Linked DNA regions of Homo sapiens: region 2 is linked to region 1. A link is a loop called in an ENCODE intact Hi-C map of the cell type or tissue named here. Cell type or tissue: Caco-2. All regions are shown on one strand. Each heading gives the region's core, and the rest is flanking DNA. Links, peaks and the distances in the headings are about the cores only.

Region 1 (12,019 bases), core at 2,275-10,274:
AATATGTAAGTTTGATTTATGATTTAGTGATATTATCCAGAAAAATCATACGGTTGATGTAATAGAAGCAGCCCTAGAAGAGTCCACCAGTAATTCTTTGATATCAAGAAAGTCTCTTAAGGCCACTGTGCCTTAATTTTCTCAAATGTAAAACCAAAGTATTGATATTGTCCTCAAAATCTTTAACTCAACTTGTGAGTCATCACACATGAAAAGAAAAGCAGTGCCACTGCCCCTTAAAGTTTGTGCAAAAAGTTCAGGGCTTTTTGTATAATAAATTTTAAGAGTTTGGGTGGGAATTCATACAAATAAAATAATACAAACATCAAGAATAAGTTTCAAAAGTGAAGTTAATATGAATTACCCATAAAACGCAGTTTTGGTTCATACATCCTAGCATATGCTATTTGTAATTCCAGAAATATGTTTCTGTGACTTCAATTCAGTCTCTGTGTCTTTTTATTTCAAGCTTTTACTAACTCATCCTCAGCAGGAAACAAGTTTTGAGCTAATTTTTTAGTAGAAGTAGATTTTCATTGTTGCACTAAATCTCCCTCTGACAATTAACAGACTTTTTCCAACAGCTTGAGTCTGAGAAAAATTGGCTAAGCTTATAACAAAGCATATTGTATCATAAACACACACAAATACAAATATATATGTATATGTGTGTATACACATATATATACACACATATATAATATGCACGATATTTTAAGGGACATTTATATAATAGTGGTTTTATTCTAATAAATATTTCAAAACTTTCCTGTGGGAATGTGTAGGCACAGCTCGCACATGAGCTAACAAAAGATACATAACTAGGTAAACGGTATGCATAAGCAGAAAATAACCTAACAGTTTAACAGTATCTCCAGAGGCATGGTTTCTTCATCCTTGATACCTCAGGGCACTTGACCCAAGGAAAGAATCATGATACTTCAGAAAGGCCTGATATTACAGGCAGGCTATGACATGACACTGACTGGCAAGAAGCTCTTGTCACAGACCTTTACACATTCACTCAACAAACATTTACCTATTGCCTACATTATGTGAGGTACAGAGGCCAGAATGATGCTTTAAGCTAAGTCGCTGCTCTCAGGGAGGCATGAAAGGGAGATGGCGTCACAGTTCTAAGTGCTATTAGGGAAGTGCTCCGAAGGTGGCAGTGGCCCAAAGGAGGATGTGACAGCAGCTTGGTAAGAAAAGCGAACAGAAAATCCATTTCAAAGAAGAAGGCCCATGAGGCACAGGAGGCTGTGAGAGAGCCAGGGGTAAGAAAGTAGAGATGGGTATTTTACTGGCAGACAGAATTTCTAAAACAAGTACCAAGGAGGCACTGAGACGGTCTGTGCACTCAAGTCACTGGGCTTTGCTAAAGTAAAGTAAAAACTGATAAGGATGATCAGATACACAAACAATGGATAGCTGCTGTAAGGCTTTGGAAAATAGCAACACCATGAGCACTAGAACCCTCTGTCTTTCTTCCAGTGGTTAATCCCACACACTAGAACCTTGAGTGGTGGGCACTCAAGATTGTAAACCAAAAATGAACTTCTAGGGCCCCCCACAACCATCTGAATGGACTCCTCCTCTTGGCCGAGGTCCCTCCAGAGTTAACCTGAAAATCGAGTTGAGGCCATGATGGAAGAGAGGGTTGGACATGCCTCATTACACCCCTCCAGCATTAACATCAACATAGACCCTAAGTCTGATAAGAAACATTTACAATCTATCCTCTGTGAAGCCTGTTACCTGGAGGCTTCATCTGCATGAAAAAATCTTGGTATCCACAACCCTTTATTTAACCCAGACATTCCTTTCTACTGATAATAACTCTTTCAATCAATTGTCAATCAGAAAAATTTTAAATCTACCTATGACCTGGAAGCCCTCTCCCCACTACTTTGAGTTGTCCCACCCTTCTCCAGATTGAACCAATGTAAATCTTACATGTATTGGTTGATGTATTGTGTCCCTAAAACATATAAAAGCAAGCTGTACCCTGACCATCTTGGGCACATGTCATCAGGACCCCCTGAGGCTGTGTCACGGGTGTGTCCTTAACTTCGGAAAAATAAACTTTCTAAACTAATTGAAACCTGTCTCAGATATTTTGGGTTCACCAGGTGAACTAACATTGTGAACTCTTTTTCTTTTTTTGAGATGGAGTCTCGCTCTGTTGCCCAGGCTGGGGTGCAGTGGCATGATCTTGGCTCACTGCAAACTCTGCCTCCCGGGTTCCCGCCATTCTCCTGCCTCAGCCTCCCGAGTAGCTGGGACTACAGGCGCCCGTCACCACGCCAGGCTAATTTTTTGTATTTTTAGTAGAGACAGGGTTTCACCATGTTAGCCAGGATGGTCTCAATCTCCTGACCTCGTGATCCGCCCGCCTCGGCCTCCCAAAGCGCTGGGATTACAGGCGTGAGCCACCGTGCCCGGCCTGTGAACTCTTTCTTAAAGGCAGTGAGGGAAAATGAGGAGGTAGGCAAGTAAACTATATTTCATTTGAAAACAATCATTTAGGTTCTACAACCAAAAGAAGGGAAACAGAAGCAGGACTACTACTAATAATTCAGCCTTGATATCATAAGTAATAAGGATTGACAGAAAGAGATAGATACAGATACAAGAAATTTAAAGATAGAATGCATAACATTTAGCAACTAATTAAAGACAGAGGAAAAAAGGAAGAATAGAGGACGTTTTGCTAATTTCCAACTTCAAAAACTGGTACATATCGATCTAATAAAAGGAGATAGGAAATAACAGAAGAAGAGCAGACTTAGGTGGGGTAGGGTAAACACTAAGTCCAGTAACGGAAACTGAGGTGCCTGTGTGACACCTAGACGCAAAAGTGTTTTTGTAAGAGGTGTAGCCAGGAAATACTCATCAGAAGCTATAGAGTGTTTGGGATCACTGGAGATAGATTGTAGATTTGAGAAGGAAACAGGATGGAACCACAGATATTTCTATATTTAAGCATCAGATATAAGAAAAAGAGCTATAGACTTAAAAAGGTAAAAACAGCTTTTACAGAGGTGGTTTTACATAATTTAAGAGAAGAAAGTTTAATGCAGGGTGTGACAATATCAAGAATACCAGAAAGGCCAAGAATTATAAAGAATGAGAAGACCTTTAACTTTGCATTGGGATTTTGGTAGTAACTCTATAGAAAATAGTTTGAGTTGTGTGGGAATGATGAAATCTAGACTGCCAAGGTCTGACGAGTGAATGCAAGAAGAGGAAGCTTGGCTGTGAAAGGAAGCAGAGAGAGGAAGGGGGAGTTTTAAAGATTGAAAACTTAAGCAAATGCACAATGAAAAAAGAACATTTGAAGAGGCAGAAGTTAAGGCAGGACTGAGGTGGAATTTTGTCTTGAATGCTTTTTGCCCATTATTCCCTTGCATCACATTTACTGTATGCCCATTTTTTGTAGGACCTCCCTTTTGTAGGTACTTATATTTTGTAAGGGACTTCCGCAAACTAAAAAGCCTTTAAAGTTCAGAGACTAATGAAATCTCAGCCTCTGTAGCATGCAATAGAGGAGACCCTGGAGGGAGTTCCTGTGGTTCTCATATTACACACAATGTTGGCAGTCAAGGGCTTCTTAGGCCACTTCTGGCACTGATACAATATCTCTGGAAGACAAAGGGAGATAAGGGCTCAGTGTTGTGGGAAAGCAGTTTTTAGGCAAACTACATTCCCAGTATGTTAAAGAGCTTAGAGGTAAAAATAAGAAAAGAAAATCAGAAGAGCTATGATTTAGAGCAAGATATTTAACAATTTTCTTGAACATTTCATCAGTTTCATTGCACAGTAACAAGTATAAATTTCAATATGTAGCATTCTTTTATGGGAAACTGCAACAATTACTTCTCAGTATTTTAGTTAGCTGTTCCTTCTGGGGAACTTCTAGTTTAGCAAATTGACATTGCTTTAAACACTCAATAAACACTATTTTAATATGATCCAATATAACAATAAAAATCACACTGGAATATTTTTAAGTAAAAATGGTATAAATACAAGTGACTAATTTAATTAAAAGGAAATTTAATTGATAAATGAAAACTTGCATTACAAACACACCAAAATAAACAAATACATGAACTATCAAAAGTATATACAAACTTTATTTCTACCCAGTTCCATTTTCAGCATATCTGCATAAAAAGTCAATATCACAATCAGTTTTCTTTGGCTGATGGATTTACACATCAGGAGGTTGTTAAGAAAGAACAAACAATCCACTCTCCTGGATAATGATATGTTTTATCATCAACAAATTGGTTTTAGAATATGATGTGTATGTGTTCACTGATTTTCGAGGCTACCAGAAAGGTGTTTTCAGGTGTTTACTTAATATTAATGAGACAGCCAAATGTCTAGGCAGATAAAAAGGGGCGCCCGGAGAATCTCCCACCCGCCCCACAAGTGTTTACATCAGATGCTTTCGTGCAGATGAGGAAACCTGCCCAGGCCTTGCCTGAGCCTGCCCATAGAGGACTGGAGCCCGACTTGTGGGAGGTGGGTGGAGCCACGGGGAATTCATGCCTTATGCAGGGGAGGAGGCTGCTCTCTCCAGCTCCTGTGGGGACCTGGGAATCAATCAGTGAGGTGGAGGGCCTGTTGGCAGGCCTCCGTCTCACTTTGCTGAGCTTTTTGTTGTTGTTTTTTGTTTTGTTTTTCCTTTTTGCCCAATAAAGTCCTGCTCTACTGACCACTCGATGTGTCCGTGTGCCTAAATTTTCCTAGTTGTGTGACAAGAACCCGGGTTCTAGCTGAACTAAGAAGCAAAGTTCTACAACATTAACAGCAACATTTAGAGCCAAGTTTTCTTGAAAAAAATGTAATCACTGGAAACAGGCAGTTGAGGAAAAGCTCTAAAGCTGTTAATCCTTCTCTATCTGTTGTACTTTCCAAATTATGCTACTGAAAGGAGTCACTATATGTTAATATTTACACAAGTTGTGGTAAAAAAGACTGATGTGTAGCCCACTGCTCCTCTCATACCTACTTAATGATACTCCAAATAACTGAAGAGCAAATCCTCACAATAAGTTGCAATAACAGAAAAATAAAAACAGTAATTCCTTTCATTTTTTTCTTTGCAGTTGCTACTAAGATGAATTTTTCAACTTTTCATAAATAAATATATTTAAAGTGAAATTTAGTCATCTATGTTCATAAAGAGTTTGGGCATCCTCAGAGTATAAAGTCCTTTGCAAAGATAAAATGATTTATCTTAATTTTATTATTTAAAAATGATTTAGTAATCTAAAAATATTACATTCAATCATTTGTTAGAAGTGCAAGGGAGGAGCCAATAATGAATTGAAGTTTTATAGCTATGAAGAACAGAACTGTAATGATTATGAAACGGTAAAAATCCAAGAGTTGATGAAACCTTAGCAAACTCTGTAAAAAATCCTAGAGAGGGAAACAAAAATACAAATCCAGAAATTTCAGAAAAGAATAACAATAAAGTATTTATGAAGTGTGTCTTATCTCTACAACCACAGTAGCTAACCAATGGAAGTGCCTAATAAATGCTTGTTAAAATAAATGTAATTTGTTTGAACTTAGACTATTCATTGCGTTATACTGTACCACTCCCTCAGGAAAGAGTAGTAATCAGTAAAATAAATAAAACTAGTAGAGAAGGCACTGTCTGTTCTTTGTGAAAATTGACGGACATCAGCCAGTATCTAAACTTGAATCATTACACAGGCAAATAAATACTTGCACCTATAATTAAAGAGTCCACTAAAAATTTATCTATCCATGAGGGTCATAAAACTGAATGTATTTAATAAAATTGTTATGAGAAAAATGAAGATGCTATAAAATGAAGCAGATTTACTGCTAAATAAACATTTCGTTTTTAAAAGTATTGACAGGTTTAACCATGTTTTTAAAAATCTGCTGAAAATTTCCTAATTAAGGTAAAATTCCCAAATATTTTTTAGAAAAGTATAGGAAAACAAAGTCATATACTAAAATCGTTAGAGTATTTATTAATAATATATCAATTTTATTAAGGCTAGGATGTTTAATATGTGAAAAAAATGACAGGATATTTTAATGTTGAATTGAGTCAGTTCAATTCTACTATGTTACTTTCGTACTAAAATTTATTTAGCAATATACCTTTGCAAAATCTATTTATTTTTCCATCACAAATTAATCCTGAAATAAAAGCTCATATTTAGCAGACATTGTCCATTCAGTGGAATGCTAGAAATAAATTTCTATTCTCCCATTGGTTACTGTACTGATTAGTTTGTTGGAAATTATAACCATAAACAGCAAGATGCTTTCATTTCCTGGAAAAAAAATGAAAGGTTAAAATGTTAACAGGGTACACTTATCAAAGATTTGCTTAGCTAACAAGCCTTGATATAATCTCTGTTTACAGGTATTTCCTGTCAGTTAATGAGTGACTTGGACTCTTCAACTCCCAAAGCTGATGATTAAGCAGCAGGAAATTCCCTCTCCCATCATTTCTCCTGAAACACAGTCCAGGACATCTGAATGTCTGGAATGTGAGTGTTTAACGTCAACTTGGAATGGCAAGAAGATCACTATAAAAGTTAGAAAGACTCAAATATATTGACTCCGTTAAGTTCACGGTACCCTTTTGACAAAATTACTTTGAAAACTTATAGATGACTAAGATACATGAGTATGTATTTGATGCACTCCGATAATCTTAAGGCTTGGGAAAGGAGTCTCAGGGACAGAGTTTAAGAAATTATGAGAACTGCATGATCTTACTTAAATGTGGAACCTAAAAAGGTTGAACTCATAAAAGCAAAGAATAGAAGAGTGGTTTCCAGGGGCACAGGGGTGGATGGGGCACAGGAGTTGAGAATGTATGGGTCAAAGGATGGAAAATTTCAGTTAGACTGGAGAAATACATTCAAGAAATCTATTGTACAACATGATGATTATTGTTAATAACAATGATTGTATACTTGAAAATTGCTGAGAGATTTTAAATGTTCTGTCTACAAATAAAATGATAAGTATATGAGATAACAATGAAAGTTAATTAGCTCATATTAGCCATTCCACAATGTATACCTATATTAAAACATGTTGTATACCATAAACACATATAGTTCTTATCAATCAATTAAAATAATTTAAAATAATTTTTTAAATGAGTATTCCCAGACATAAATACTAGACAAGGAGACAGGAGACACGTGTTGGAGCCCACCAACTGCCTCTGCCACTTTTTTTTGTCTAAGCTTCAGTTTCCTGGCCCGTATAAAGGGAGTGGCATAAATCAGCATTCCCATTTAAAAGCCCATCAGGGCCAGATGGCCATCTAAAGACAAAAAGGGGGCTGGAGTGGGAAGAATAAGGGGTTGCTAAGGGCTAAAGTAAACTGGGAAGCTCCTTTGAAAGCAGCAGCCACCATTTAGCTCCAGCTGTGTTGGCCATGCAGATATAGTAGCCTAGTGTATTCTGTTTACCAGAAAAATCCAAAACTTCATTTTTATGTGAAATCTAATTGTTTAATATTGGAAATAATTCATCAATTAAAAGCACTGTGTGAAACAAATGTAAATGAACAGGAACAAATAAATGCTACTACCACCACCCATGTCGTAGGGCTAAACTAGCCTGTGGGTGATTGGTTTGTTTTCCCTGGCTGAGGAGATCTAGCAGGTCTTTTCTAGTGCTGTCCAAAGTATGTGGTTCAGCAAAGCGGACTCTCAGTTCTTTAGACTAGTTTCAGGGGGTGGCAAATGTTCTCCTAAAGGGCTAGACTGTAAACATTTTAGGATGGCAGGCTATACTGTATTGATCACAATCAATTAACACAGCCATTGTAGCACAGAGGCAGACAAAGACAATATATAAACTAATGGGCATGGCTGTGTTCCAATTAAACTTTATTTATAAGAACAAGGGAGCTTAGTCCCAGCTACTCAGAAGGCTGAGATTAGAAGATTGCTTTAGCCCAGGAGTTTGAGGCCAGTCTGGGCAACACAGTAAGACCCCAACTTAAAAAAAAAAAAAAAAAAAAAAAAGAAAAGAAAAAGAAAAACAAGTATTAAAAAAACATGTGTGCTGGGCACAATCCCTCATGCCTGTAATCCCACCACTTTGGGAGGCTGAGGAGGGAGGATCACATGGGGCCAGGAGTTCAAGACCAGCCTTGACAACACAGTGAGACCTCATCTCTACAATAAATGTTTTAAAAAATTAGCTGGGCATGGTGGTGCACACCTGATGTCCTACCTACTCAGGAGAGCTGAAGTAGGAGGATCACTTGAGCCCAGAAGTTCAAGGTTATAGCGATCTCTGATGGCACCACTACAGTCCACCCTGGGGGACAGAGTGAAACCCCGTCTCTAAACAAACAAGTAAACAAAAATGCATGGCCTGTTACAGGCCCTCCTAATTTGCCAACCTCTGGTCTAGAGAAATTCTTAGAGAAGCTTAGGAATCCCTGTAAAACTGAATCATACTTTTTCATAGTTAGGTATCCAGGAAGTATTGTGGGAAACAAATATTATTTGTTTGAAACAAATATGTTAACACACTGCAAACCTAGTGTTTTCTCACAGAATGCACTGCTGGCCAGAGAGATGGCTCTTGGACCTTCATACTTCTCCCCTGAGCAAGAATGAGCTTTAGCCTATCCTGGTACTAAATCTAATATCTAATCCTGTTTATGATGAATGACAGTCTAATTTATACTGGTTAGAAGAGCACAGCTCTAATACCAAACTTTCCAAGCTCCAATCCTGGCTTGGCTACTTACTAATTAAGAGACACTGGATAAGTTAGTTAATCTCCACGTGCCTCAGGTTCCTTATTTGCAAAATAGGATCAATTATAGAACCCGTAACATGGGATCTATGGTGTAGGTAATCAACCAATATGTGTTAAGTGCTTAAAATGACATTTAGTACAAAATGTGTGTTCAATTTAAATATAAGTATTAGCAATTATTAACATAGCCATATTTGTTTTGGTTGCTGACATCTTCAAAACATTGTCCCATAAAAAGGCAAATATTAGAATGGTCTATACTATGACTTCTTAATAATGTCCCAGTCTATGGTGAAAAGAGACCCCTGAATTAAAGACAGTCACCCAGAATGCAGGAAGTGCACCATTCCCTCTCCTTATTCTTCACTGTCCCACACCAAACATACACACCTGACTTTCTCAATTTCTTCTCTGATAAAAGACTTCTCAAGGAGTCCCTGAAGGTCCTTTCTAGCTATCCTAACACTGAGAGAAGATCTTAGGGAACATCACCAGCTCTTATAAAGCTCTGCAGTTCCCTTGTGGAACAGGGTTGTGGTTTATCTACTTTCCAACATCCTGCAAGGAAATATCTTTCAAATGACATCACTTCACAGCCTTTCCACCACCTGTAGGAGTGCCATGGACCACACGAACAGGTGGGTAACAGGAGTTCTCAGGCCAGAAGGGCAGGCATGGGTCTGAGAAATTGGGAGGTGGCCTTGAGTCATCATAAGGGTGCTACTTTGCTCAAAGCGTGGGAATAAATTCCCAGTAAACTTCCCTCCAATATCATATACAAATTACTTTTGAATACTAGGCTCCTTCTTCTCCTTTTTAATTGAGAGTTATGTCTGTGACTAAAATGTATATATTATCACTGCCTTAGATTTAGTCATATGACATTTAAAGTTGATAATGAAACTTCTACTTTTTGTGTTTGAATCAGTCCTATAATAAAATAAAGGCTTCCAGAATTAACTTGTGTAAATGGAGAATATTAGGTGGAGATCTATTTTAATACAATTTTTATCACACAGAATTATTTCTCAAAATATTCTGCATTTAGCTACTTCCAATAATAGCACATTTACAGTCTCACAAAGAAGAACCAGAGACAGCACAGTATTTGAAACAAACTATAAATCCTCATTTTAAAAAAAATGGAGAAAAATGTTCAAAGAAAAAAATGGATAATTCCTGATTAAGATTTTCTATAAAATGGACAGTTTTGATATTTAAACTGGCTGAGTAAATACTATTCTCTTAGGTGCTGGTTGTTTATTTAAGTCATCCAATTGAAATTTAATTCCAGGATGATATAGATCAGTTTATTACTGTATCACCTTTGTGATTAAAAACAGTAACTGGGCCGGGCACGGTGGCTCATGCCTGTAATCCTAACATTTTGGGAGGCCAAGGTGGGCCGATCACGAGGTCAGGAGATTGAGACCATCCTGGCTAACACAGTGAAACCCCATCTCTACTAAAAACACAAAAAATTAGCCGGGCATGGTGGTGGGCACCTGTAGTCCCAGCTACTCGATAGGCTGAGGCAGGAGAATGGCGTGAATCTGGGAGGCAGAGCTTGCAGTGAGCTGAGATCTCATGACACTGCACTCCAGCCTGGGCAGCATAGCGAGACTCTGTCTCAAAAAAAAAAAAAAAAACAAAAAAAAACAGTAACTGGCCAGGCAGGGTGGCTCACACCTGTAATCCCAGCACTTTGGGAGGCTGAGATAGGTGGACCACTTGAGGTCAGGAGTTTGAGACCAGCCTAGCCAACATGATGAAACCCCATCTCTATTTTAAAAAAATACAAAAATTAGCTGGGTGTGGTGGTGCACGCCTGTGGTCCCAGATACTTGGGAGGCTGAGGCATGAGAATTTCTTAAACCCAGGAGGTAGAGTTTGCAGTGAGCCAAGATCACCCCACTGCACTCCAGCCTGGGCAACACAGTGAGACTCTGTCTCAAAAAAAAAATACCAATAACTTACTTATTAATTTCTTTTGTTTCAAGCCTAGTGTTAACATTTGTATTTGAGATTCCACAATTATAACTATTGTTATATTCGTGATAAACTCTGTGATATTTTATGACATAGGGAAAACTTAAGAATGGTAAAACCAAATGTCTTGATGGAGCATGCATGGCTTATAATCAAATGTGTGCTATAAGAGCTGAGCAGACGACATTTTAAAAATTAAAAGAGCTTTTTAATGACAACATATATATATATGTCTATATGTGTGAATATACATACAGGTACATTTGTGTGTATGTATAATTCTTTGTTGACAATCATATTCATAGAATAATGCTAAAAAAAAAAAAAAAAAGGAATACGCTACAAACTCACCACAGCTTAGGTTGCTTTCAGCTTTCAGAGCTAGGTTTGGGATATTCCAGAAGTCATTTTGCCAGTCGACTACATTCCCTTTCACATTACAGCTGAGGTTGGAGAGGATTTTGGCATTCATGGTAAAATTCCAAAGTCGAAAGTTATAAATGTCCCCTTTTAGAGAGACAATTTCATTTTGATTGGAGCCCAACAACAATTTCCCATTCCCAGGAATAACTTTACTAATGGTAGAATCACATGGAACTGTTTCATAGTTTCTTTTGAAATTTACACCAATAGAGCCCAAAGAATTATTCCAAACAAGGCAGAGCTGTTCAAAGCTTTCTGCAAAAATGTCTTCTTTTTCTTTGACAGGTAATGCATTATTCAACAAACATTTTGAATCAGAAATGGATAGAAAGTAGCCACTCTTGGCCTTTCCAAAACTGAGCAATTGTGTGAAGGATGCATTTGAGTAGGAGAAAGCTGTCCAATCACTGTCTTCATGGCCAACTTTGGTTGCTTCAAAGCAGAGTGTGAAAGCACTGAGCTCTGGAATAGAGATGCTTTTTGCAACAGATACCTGGTAAGCATCTGATGTCTGGGGTAAAATGACCTTTTGATTCCTTAAGGACACGGCAACTAGGACAAAACATAACAAGAAAGATAAACCTGTTAACTTCAGAACACAGACTAATGTGATGCAAAACATCAAGCCCTCCATCGCTTTCTACTAGTTAACTTTTTACCTACCATTTGCCCCATCCCTCCCCTCTTACTCATCTATCCTCTGTCACCAGCCCATTACCAATCGTCTGATATCAGTAATAATAAGAAATTCTACTCATTTCATCTCTAGTCATGATTGGATCTCACACCTAAACTTTTGAGTTACAGC
Region 2 (12,019 bases), core at 2,151-10,150, 52 kb after region 1:
GACAATTTTTGTTTTAGTAAGGACTGTGATGATCTCGTAAGGTAACAAAATAGATGCAAAAGGCTGCAGAAGATGGCTGATGCTTATACAATTATTTTCTTCCCTTTCAAAAGTGAAAATATTAGAGAAAAATGAAGAAAATAACCTTCAAATATTTTGGCATAAATGTCTTCTTTATAGCTACTTTTAGTTACTAATAAATTATTAAAATGAAATTGCAAACAACACTCAGAAAGGAAAAAATATGGCTAATGAGCCATGAAGATTATATATTACCCCAGAAACTCTCCCAAATTGGTTGTCTCCCCAAAAGTTCATTTTTAAAGTCCTTGGTTGAAACTTAAAATATTACTTTCCAAAACAATACTTCATGATTCATTGTGCAAATAACTGTGCTAAATAATAACAACTATAGCTAACATTTTACTTATTTAATTATCACAAAGACCTCAGAAGGCAGGAAGTACCATGACTGCATTTCACAGAGAAGTAACTTTTCCAGGGCCCATATGAAGTGTAAGTAATAACACCAGTATTCCAACTTACAGTTCATCTTCAGAGCCCACACACTGAACCATTATACTCTACTACCATCTCAGGGAGCCAATGTGGGGATGTGGATATAAGTAAGAAAAATATTATAAATGCTGGACAGACTTTTTAGGTAGCTCAGGACAAAAATTAAACTACAATTTACCTCAATGTCAATTTCATCGATTAAGAGTTTAAAACAGTCCAATTTTAGCTAACATCGAAATCACCTGGAAAGCTTGGGCAAACACAAGTCAATGAGCGCTACCCCAGACTTTCTGACTCAGTAGGTCTGTAATGACGCCCAAGGATTTGCATTTCTATGGCATTCCCTGGTGATACTCTACTGTTGGTTCCAAGACCAGACTTCACTTGAAAAACCACTGGTATAAAACTCTCTGGCAATACTTATAATTGAAACATAATAGAAGAAATTTTGTTGAGTACAATTACTGAACTATAATTAGATTTAAAAAACACAACCTGACTCCTGGCTATCAAGATGAAAGAAATGGAATCAGAAAAGGATAAGCAGGTCAGCCCAGTGGCTCACACCTGTAATTCCAGAACTTTGGGAGGCCAAGGTGGGAAGATCACTTGAGCTCATAAGATCGAGACCAGCTGGGCAACATGGTGAAACACCATCTCTACAAAATACACAAAAATTAGCCAGGCATGGAGATGTGTGCCTATAGTCCCAGCTACTCAGGAGGCTGAGGTGGGAGGAGGGCTTGAGTCCAGGAGGCAGAGGTTGCAGTGAGCTGAAATCATGCCACTGCACTTCAGCCTGGACAACACAGCAAGACCTTGTCTCAAAAAAACAAAACAAAACAAAAGGATAAGCATGTAAGGAGGTGTAAACCTCCATAGCCTTTGCTTGATATTGGTGGGCCCTTTGGAGGTTTACCTCCAAGATAATGGAAAAAACAATGACTAAGGACTAAGAGTCTGAAGAACTGCGTTCTGTTTTGTTTCTGTTTTCCCATAGGGCTGGCACTTAAGTATTCCTAACTTTGGTCTCCTTATCTGTAACGTAGGAAAAATAATTCTTTTGCCTTTTGGGAAGGAGGGAGAAATTGTAAGAATCTGATGAAGTAACTGAAAAAAAAATTACACACCAAGAAACAATATGCAAAATAAAGTAACATTATTGAGATATTGATCAAATTTGATTTAATCTCAAAATGTAGGATTCTTGTTTTCTTTCAAAAAAATTAAATGTTAACACTAGTTTATGATTACTGATCATTACAATGAGTCATGGAGGCATATTTCAACTCAAAAGATTTGTAAAAAAGTGGAGGAGTAAATGGAAGGGAATTCAGTGAAAAAACTGATAAAGAGCTTACCCTTTATAGAAATAGCTGACTTCCCAAATAGGATGAATAAAGATTGGTTACATAATACTCTTGCAGAGAAAGGGAAGTGGAATGATGACAGGTAAGAAGCCATCAGGTGCAGGTAGAAGAGTTCTGGTGCTACACAATGAGGGAAATGATAATACACATTTCCTATAAATATCTAGTAGCTTATCTTCCAACTGAATTGAATAACGATGTTCAGCCTCAGAGGTTTACTCTATGTCTGTATTAATTAAAATCTGTTTCTTGCTACAGCTGATTTTCACACTGTGTTCCAAAACATTTCCTAATATAGACGGTGAACTCCATGTGTTAAGTTTGAATGAGAAGATTTTCCAGTTTACACAGAAAGTTGCTGTTATGGTACTTCCAGTTCCTCCTAGTCCCCAAAGACTTTTTTTTTTTAATGAATTCCTCTTTTTATCTTTTTGCCTATCATTAAGTTAAATCTATGGTTCATTTGCCTCATTCTTTATTTTATGAGGCTTTAAAAATTAAAACATTTTTAGAAAAGTCATATTACCCCACTGACAACTGCATTACATCTAAAAACAACTTAATTAATAAAGCATACACACCCAAACAAAGTACTGGAGCAAGATGGAATACTAGTCTTTCATAATCAGACCAAGATGAGAAATTATCTTGGGTACTTTCACAATACCCATGATTTGGTACTAAATCATTAAATCATGTACTAAACGTTTTCTGGATGCCATCAGTTTCTGAAAGAATGATCTGTGTCAATTAATCTTAAAAGGATTCTTAAAGTAAAAAGATTTTCAAATAAAAAGCAAATGTATGCAAATATAAATCCCACAAGTCTACAAAAAGGGTTCAGAGCCAGCTAATCACTCATGCCCCTCCACACACATACACACACCCTTAACCCTCACTTAACATGACTGCATGACTCTTTCCACAGATGCTTCTGTGATCACTTCAGCCATGATTTATCTGTCTCCACCTAATAACGGAGTTTTGATAACAGATGATCTCAGTCTCATAGAATGAGTTTGTTCTCACACCATTAATTTAAAAGAACAATGAACAGTCAAGGGGTACATAAGAACAAAACTCTGTTCTGTACAAGGAGTTGGTATTCAGTGTGACACTCATCTTGAACCATATTCAAGACCAAAGAAACCAAAAAAAAAAAAGCCAAGAGTCTGAAAACTCACGATCACTATTGTATATTGTAAATAATTAGGTCCAGCAAGATATGCCAATTATCTTTCTAAAATTCTAGTTAATTTTTCATTACCATTTCTTTTTGTATGGGAGTTTTGAAAATTCACAATTTTGCAGAAAGGAAAGGGAAACACAACTAGAAATCACTTATTAAGAAAAATCTTTTTTTTTTTTTGCTGGGAGGACATGCAGAGAAACAATAAAGTTTTGAATTTGTTTTGATGTATCCCACTTTAAATCCGTGTACATGAATTGTTCCAGAAACAACGTGTTTAAAGTCAAGTAGAATTATTTTGAAGACATATTTGGAAAAAAATAAAACTATTATTAACTCTCTCATCACTATGTTAATATTTGCATACTATCTACTAGTTTTTTACAGGCATGCATATTTTGCAAACATAGTATTTAGTATTAATATTTTATTATACTAAACCTACCTGTATTTCTACATTATAATTATAGTCATTTTGCCATAATTCATAAAATTATTCTGTATTACTGAGATTTTAGGTGGGTTTTTTTTCTACCTTACATAGTTTTAAATGAATATCTTCATGTGTGAAGCATTTGCTACTGAATTATATTCTTAGGTAATCCTCTTAGTAATTAATCAAAAGTACATTATCTTCCTGGATGATTACAGCAGAGACTATTTTTAAAAATCAAACACCTACATTTAATTTTAGTATAATAAATCCACTAATTCTAAGATAACTCCTTTTTTAAAAAAATCTACAAATATTCATTTAAATGGAAGCATATCAGATAAATTAGTAAAAGTTTGAAACTATATCATGTTTCTAAATAATTCATTGAATACAGCTATGGTTACAGGTATTTTGATTTTAAAGAACAGGGCACAGATACAATAAATGTAGAAATATTTGGTCTTTAAAATGTCAAAAATCCAAAACATACAATTCATTATATTGCAAAAAATAAGCTCCAAATTGGTTGTTTGGATTTTAGAATTCTTTTTCCCATGGAAATAACATTATAAAATTCAGTTAAAATCCCAGGCCAACTCATAATATAGCTAAAACAAAATTAATCCTAAATCCAGTTAATACCGTGGAGCCTCAGCCCAAGATTCTGCTAAGCTACAAGCCTCGTGGGAGATGTAAAGAATAGGAAGGTGGAGCTTGGTGGAAGCTCTAGCACTTCTCTCCTATGGGAACCCGGAGGAAGGTGATTACAGTGGAGGGCTATGCTGGAGCACAAACCTACCACAGGGATTGTTGGGTCAAGAAAAGACAGGAAGATGTAAACTTCATGGCCTTTTAGACATATTGTCTGTAAGTCCAAAGTTCTTATGTTACCAACTGCTTGGGAAGGTTTTCTTAAATCCTATGTACTTTTTAGGTATACAGCAAGAGACAAAATGACTGAAATGCAGAATGAGCTACGAGGATTTGTAGCATTCTAAATAATCCAAGTAAATATGCTCCCAATGTAACTAAAATGCATGGTTGTGCCTCATTCTATTTGTTTACAACATAGTTTCTCTGCCCTTCACATCAAACTGAAGAGTGGATACGTTGCCTTAATTATAAATGTCTCCCTTCTAATAATGGGCTTTACTTCATTCCCGTTGCAGTACCTATACTTTCTTAGTTTTGGGCAGAATCCAAAAATAAAGAAGATATACTCCCTACCTGTAGGCACTAACAATAAGGGAAAAATAGAAACATATTAATAATCATAAAACACAATATGGCAACAAGACATAGAATAAGTATGAATTGTTACAGAATTCCAAATGACAGATGGAGGAAAACTGGAGATTCAGAAAATACTTTGCTGCTCCATTTCCACCATTAAAATACTATCCAACAGGTGGTCACCTGGGTACACACATACCTGATAATTAAGACGAAAAAACTACCTATCTTTCTATCCTTATTTTAAATGCTGCCTACATGAAGAGGCATTTGAGACAGATCATGAGATGGCAAAGCACTTTATTAGGCAGCAATGACGGAGAATGGAGTTTTAGGTTGAATAAATGGTGTGGAGGTAGGGAAGTTTGTGGAATGCCAGAGGAAAAAATGTTTTCAGCTTGTTTATTTCTTAGATTATGTGTAAGGAAGTAGTGGAAATAGCTTAGAAAATACTGGTTGAGGATACATAGTGAGGGAACTTCAATGCCAATCAATAAAGGCCATGCTGACATCAGCAATTGAAAGCTCTCCTAAGAGCTTTAAGTGTAATTTCCTATGCAAATTACACTTAAAGAAATGTTTATAGGAAAGTGCTTTACTGCTAGATTGCAGAGGAAGACAGAAGGCAACAAAATCCATTTTTCTGTTTTACAGAAGCTGAGGCAACAGGCAATAAGGTCTGCATTAGAATAAAGGACATTCAAAAAATACAGTCAGACAAGAAATGCTCTCATATTTAGCAATGAATTAGATCTCAAAGAAGTCTGGAGGGAAGAGAAGTAATGGTATTAACACACTGAAGACAGGAAAAAGCAGCTTAGGTTGAAGAAGAGCTTAGATTGCTAGAGGTCTATGAGAAGCTCTCATAATCAGCCAGCAATAAAAATACAGTGGTATAAAAGATAAAATATGGTACACCTGTATAGGGCAGCTCCATTATACAGCCATGCACCCCATAACAACGTTTCAGTCAACGACAGACCAAATATATGATAGTGGGCCCATAATATTATAATCCTGCATTTTTATTGTACCTTTCCCAGACACATTCAGATACGCAAATACTTACCATTATGTTACAATTCCCTACAGTATTCAGTACCTGTTAAACAGGTTTATAGCCTAGAAGTAATAGGCTATACCATCTGCGTAGGAGGCTATACCATTTAGGTTTGTGTAAATACACTCTATGATGTTTGCACAGTGACGAAATCACCTAACGATGCATTTCTTAGAACATACCTTTGTCGTTAAGCAATGCATGACTAATCTTATGAGACCACTGTCATATATGTGGACTGTCAATGACCTAAATGTTGTTTTGTGGCACTTGGCTGTGTAACTGTTAACACAGGTCCTGTATAGCAAAATATCCGCTAAATCAGCTTTAATCTAAATGTATAAAACTAAGGAATGAGATCAGATTTTAAGATGTAAAGATTGAGCCTCACCTTTTTTTAATGCGTACTGGAATTCAAAATCATACTTTTCACCCTTTGGATTTACTCAATTATATATCGTACTTCTTCAAATTATCCATCCAATAAGGATACATTCTCACTTTCATGAGATGTTTTTGTATAACCCGCAAGCCATCTGGGACCTTAATATTAACAGCTGATGATTATGGGTCCTATTAGTTTGCTTCAATCAATAGCCCCATTCTCATTACAGTCTTCATAGGCAAAAAAAAAAAAAATAAGTGACATTTATACAGGGGTACAGATATAGCAGGTGCTTCTTCAGAAACAAGACTGTCTTGACTGATGCTTTCAACTCACTACTCACTCATGTAACCTCTCAAGTCAGTAACCAGGGCAGAACAAATAACACTCTCAGAGGCCATTCACCAGGTGCTGAGCTCCTCTAGGTCAGTGTTTTCAAGTGTTTGATTGAAATGTACTTTCTGGTTCATGCTTTATATTTGCTGGGAAATGAAATTTATAAAGATTTGTGGAGTTTTTCACCAAGAGCAGGCATTTGTGAAATGAGGACAAATCACTTTATAGTAAATAGATGATAAACCACTCTGTTACATTAAAACAAGTAAACAGACAAGTAAGCATACAATAAAAAATGAAGTGAGCTTTCCTGAGTCACCCATGTTTTATCTCTACTTTTTATTATGGTGACAAGCCAAAAATATCAGTAAGTCTTGCACAAGGTCCTAGTTAAAAAGCAAAATCCAATATATTATGAAAAAGGATATGTTGGTTTTTGCATTAGTTTTTAATTAAATGGGGGAAAGAAGCTCTCAAGGAAAAGAGCCTTCAGGCAAAGGTAGAATAACCCAAACTTTTGAATGTATGTAGAGGCTAAAGAAAGGTGAGGTGGCATCTTACACTTGACCTAAGCGAAGTTTATATCTTTGCAGAAATGGGTTCTCTTCCTCCGACCCAAATAATTTTTTTTTTATTTTGAGATGGGGTCTCATTCTGTCACCCAGGCTGGAGTGCAGTAGTGCAATCATGGCTCACCACAGCCTCAACTGTCCCAGCTCAAGGAATTCTCCCACCTCAGACTCTCAAGAAACTGGGACCACAGGCATGTGCTACCATGCGTGGCTAATATTTTTATTATTTGTGGAGACGAGGTCTCGCTATGTTGCCTGGACTGGTCTAGGACTACTGGGCTCCACTGATTCTCTCACCTCAGCCTTTCAAAGTTTTGGGATTACTGACATGAGTCACTGTGCCCAGGCCCCCAAAATTCTTAACTACTGAAAATATCCCTGAATACTGAATAAACATAACTAATACAAATACAGTAAAATTGAATATTCTTTTCCTGCTGGGAAGAAATATTTTCCAGCCAAAATACTCTAACAAATAAAGAAGTTGTGTTTTAGAAAGCTAGCACGTAATTCTCGATATAGATAGTAAAATCCTGATAGTTTTGGGAGCAGTGAAATTATGTTAATTGTGTCCTAAAACTATTACTTGTATATTTTAACTGGATGAGACTGTTCTAATAGAGGTATAATTTACATAGAAAAAAATGCACAGATTTAACTAAGCTGTTCAATGAGTTTTGATAAATGTATACCTCTATGTAATTATATTCAAATCAAAATTTGAAACATTTCCATCAACACAGAGAATCTTACCATATCTCCTTCCAGTCCGTTGCTCCCTAGAGGCCACCAGTGTTCTGGTTTTTATCATTATAGCTTAGCTGTGCCTATTCCGTAATTCCATATAAACAAAATCATAGAGTACGTACTCTATGTCCCTCTCTTTGTTCAACATGTTTTAGAGAACCCTATTCTTATTTTTGCATACATAGGTAGTTCATTCCTTTTTTGCTGAGTAATATTCTATATTATGAATATACCAAAATCTGTTTATGTATTTACATGTTGATAGACATTTGGATTTTTCTTTTCCACTTTGTGGCTATTATAAATAATGGTGGTGTAAAATTCTTATATAAGTCTTTTTGTGGATATTTTCATTTCTTTTGGATAAATACCCAATAATATAATTATTAAATCATAGTATATACACGTGTGTGTGTGTGTGTGTGTGTGTGTATGCATGCTTATTTTTGGAAACATAAGGATGTAATGAAAAAGGAAATATGTGAATCTTAAAAGCATGCAGATTGCTATCTTGCCATTTTTTTAATTTAATTCAGACTATTGTTTAAAAAACACTACTCAGTTTTATGCCCTGCTTCTCTCAATTACATTTTTATCTTTATCCCATTTCACTAAACATTTCAAAAATTAAGTTATGGTTATGTATACCTTTCATAATGTAAATATTCCATAATTATCAAATTCTTTCTTGGTGGATATTTGTCTTTAATATTTAATTATTATAACTATTTTTGTGATGAGAATCTATATGTGTTGTTACACATATGCACCTACTGGTCAAAGGGTTTAAAAAGTATGATAGATATAGAATTTATCAGCCTTTGAAAATGTCTTATTGCTCTAATATATATTTACAGAAAGGGATGACTACAACATAAGAAATTAATTCACAGGATCCTTTTTCAACTTAATGGTGTATTTCAAATAAAGCTGTACCACACTTATGCAATGAATATACAAGTACCGAAGCTAATTTTTGATCAAGTTATATCTGGGCTATGAAACCAGAAAAATGGAAATCAACCATCCAATTTAACGTCTGCTAACCATCCTCTGCCTGATTTTGCTATTAATAGAAACACAAGCTAAAAGTTCAGGCACGCAGTTTTCACTATGTGTACTAACTGTATCTTCCTACTACAGCTCACAAGGAACAAAGCCTCAGTACATATGGAAAAGGTATCTCTGACTGTAAAGGAACATTGTTGCAAAATTTCATTTCAGAGTCAGCATTTTAATTCATGCTACTAAGTTACTCAGAGTCAAGTTAGCAGTGCTATTGATATCAAAAGCAATTATTTTCACTCCCATTATTAGTTTAGTTGCATCCAAAAGTGCTTTAATGCTTGGTGTGTGCTGTTCAAGTTTAAATCAAATCCAACATAGATTTAAGTTTTTAATGTATTTTCTCAAAGGCACATTTTTATCTCAAATAATACTTTATTTTTAGCCTGAAATAGCCCACAATATATTTTCTGCTTTTATTTCTAAGATTACTAAAAATTAAAATACTTTTTAGGTACCATGTGTAAAGTACTACTAATGCTTCTAAGGCATAGAGTCTTAAAAAGTAACACTGTAGTCTTACTTTTAAAATATGAAAAGCTCTCCTTTAAATATGGGGAAAACAAAACTACATATGTTCATTTTTATTATTAGATTTCAAATCTAATTTTTTTTACCTCCACGTGAACAAACTGGTTTATGTATTCTGCCCTAAAAGCTAACATATACTTTTAACCTATTTTAACAAAGCCCAATGAACTACATCTTTTTCTGACCAAAAACGTAAGTTGTTACTTACAGCACTAAATGTTTATATTTTATACAAAATCTCTAGTTCCCACAGATGGGAGTTTTAAACTTAAATTAGCCCAAAGTTCCCAATTCAAGATGCTTTCAAACATAATTATGATAAAGATAAAGGCTGTGGTAAAGTAATGTCAGGCACACATAGTGGACAGAGAATAAAGATGTCTTTCTCTCTGTTTCACTTGAAACAACTGCTTTAAAGTAAATATTCTAATAACTGTCTTATGGAAAAATTTAAGTTATAATGGGAAAATTGAAATGTATTCAAAAGGAATAAACAGGAATGGGAAATGAACTAGGCAAACCAGGTGGTAAATCTGATTTAAATGAGAAACAAAAAAAGTCATATTAGTTGCTCAGAAGTCAGAAGAACCTAAAGGAACAATTTGAAGAATATGAAAAACTTCATGTAAAAAAGATGTGCTCTCAAAATTTGAATGTCAATAGACTAAATTTTAAATCATTAGTCATCTCATTCTGTCACACAATTTCACCCTTAAGCCAGACTTCCTATAAAAAAGGAGATTTTTGTCCGATTTACTTTGGACCCAGGGATTTTACTTAGGAGCTCTTACAATATACCCAGTGGAGATGAAAGCCTCAAAGGCGATAGTTATAAAGACAAAGAAGGTATTTCTGATCTAGATTCACCAACCCTCAGTCACAACTAAATATGCGTTTGAGCAAGAAGCAGAAGGCATCCAGGGCACCTGAAGTGCTATTACTATCTCCAGGTTTTCAATATGTGTGTCAGGGCTGTTCACCAATGAGGAAACTAAGGCTGCCATTTCTAAGGCACAACAGTATGACAGAGAAAAATCATAAAACTGCAGATTCAACAAACAAAAAACAATTTTTTCATTGAGTGCCCTACCACCCTAGGGAAGCTCTCAACCTCTGTGCCCTTCAGCATTCATCTTCATCTGCAATTGCACAAATCTTACTTACAGAACTGTAGCTAGTGGGGACATATCTATCTCCCCTGCTGGGCTGGAAGTCCTCATTCAGCTTTGTCAGCATCGGCCCTCACTTAACATCCTCCAGTCTGGTCTCCCACTTCCCCATCTAGCCTCATTCCCTACCTTCTTCTGCAGAGACCCTTTATTCTAGTAATGAGAAATATGCATGCTTCTACAAAGCCATTTATAATGCATCTGTGCATTTGTCCTTGTCCCTGCTCCCTTCTCTGCCCAGATCCCCCTTCTCCATTTCTAGATCCATTCTCCATATTCTCCCTTTCTGTTGTCATCAGAAGACACAGTTTTAACATTATCTATCCATGAGAATTTTTCTGAGATCTCTTCTGTTATCTCTTGACATCATGTCTATAATTCTACTAAATCGCACATCACACTGCATCCTATTATTTTTTCTCACGTTAGTCTCCCCAATAACACTAAAATTCCTTAACATTAAAGGCAATGATTTAGCTTTGCAAAATTAGGACTTTGAAATGAGCCTGATATATAAATATATAATATATAAATATATTATATATATATTTAAATTACATATAATATATAAATATATAAATATATATAAATATTATATAATATATAAATATATAATATAAATATATATAATATATAAATATATAATATAAATATATATAATATATAAATATATATAATATAAATATATATAATAAATATATATAATATATAAATATATATAATATAAATATATATAATATATAAATATATATAATATAAATATATAATATATAATATATAAATATATAATATATATAATATATAATATATATTATATAAATATATAATATATATAATATATAATATATATAAATATATATAATATAAATATATAATATATAAATATATATAATATAAATATATATAACATAAATATATATTATATATAATATATATAACATAAATATTATATATAATATATAAATATGTAATATAAATATATATAATATATAAATATATAATATAAATATATATAATATATAAATATATAATATAAATATATATAATATATATAAATATATAATATAAATATATATAATATATAAAAATATAATATAAATATATATTATATATAAATATATATAATATAAATTAATATATATAAATATATATAATATATATATTATATATAAATATATATGATATAAATATATATAATATAAATATATATTATATAAATATATATTAATATATAATATAAATATATATATATTTACTGAATGAGCAGTAAGATGCTCATTTCAAAGTCCTATATATATAATATACACCCAAATACACACACACCGCTCATTTATAATATTACAATGACATAGCCTTTAGCGTTTAAATGAGTCTAAGAACAGCAACATTAACTCTATGTTCTCTGTA

Evidence for each region. Peaks named below come from ENCODE experiments on the same cell type or tissue, not always from the same donor. Only the 100,000 strongest peaks of a DNase experiment are listed, where the experiment ranks them.
Region 2: a loop joins it to region 1, with 6 times the contacts of the local background. A loop is called at or near these places in 9 of 110 quality-filtered maps.

What each region holds. Positions count from the first base shown.
Region 1 is chr6:142,369,914-142,381,932 of GRCh38, reverse strand. It overlaps ADGRG6 (adhesion G protein-coupled receptor G6), which reads right to left. Exons shown (of 25, transcript NM_198569.3): 4 at 11,140-11,763. Among named protein-coding and RNA genes, the nearest start is that of ADGRG6, 74 kb to the right of the region's middle. RefSeq lists enhancers at 5,924-7,123, 7,081-7,682. In Caco-2, for the core only: no CTCF peak of the experiment used is centred there; DNase peaks (open chromatin) are centred at 3,592, 4,512, 6,502 and 9,442.
Region 2 is chr6:142,317,547-142,329,565 of GRCh38, reverse strand. All of the region lies in intron 2 of ADGRG6 (adhesion G protein-coupled receptor G6), which reads right to left. Among named protein-coding and RNA genes, the nearest start is that of ADGRG6, 22 kb to the right of the region's middle. In Caco-2, for the core only: no CTCF peak of the experiment used is centred there; a DNase peak (open chromatin) is centred at 5,955.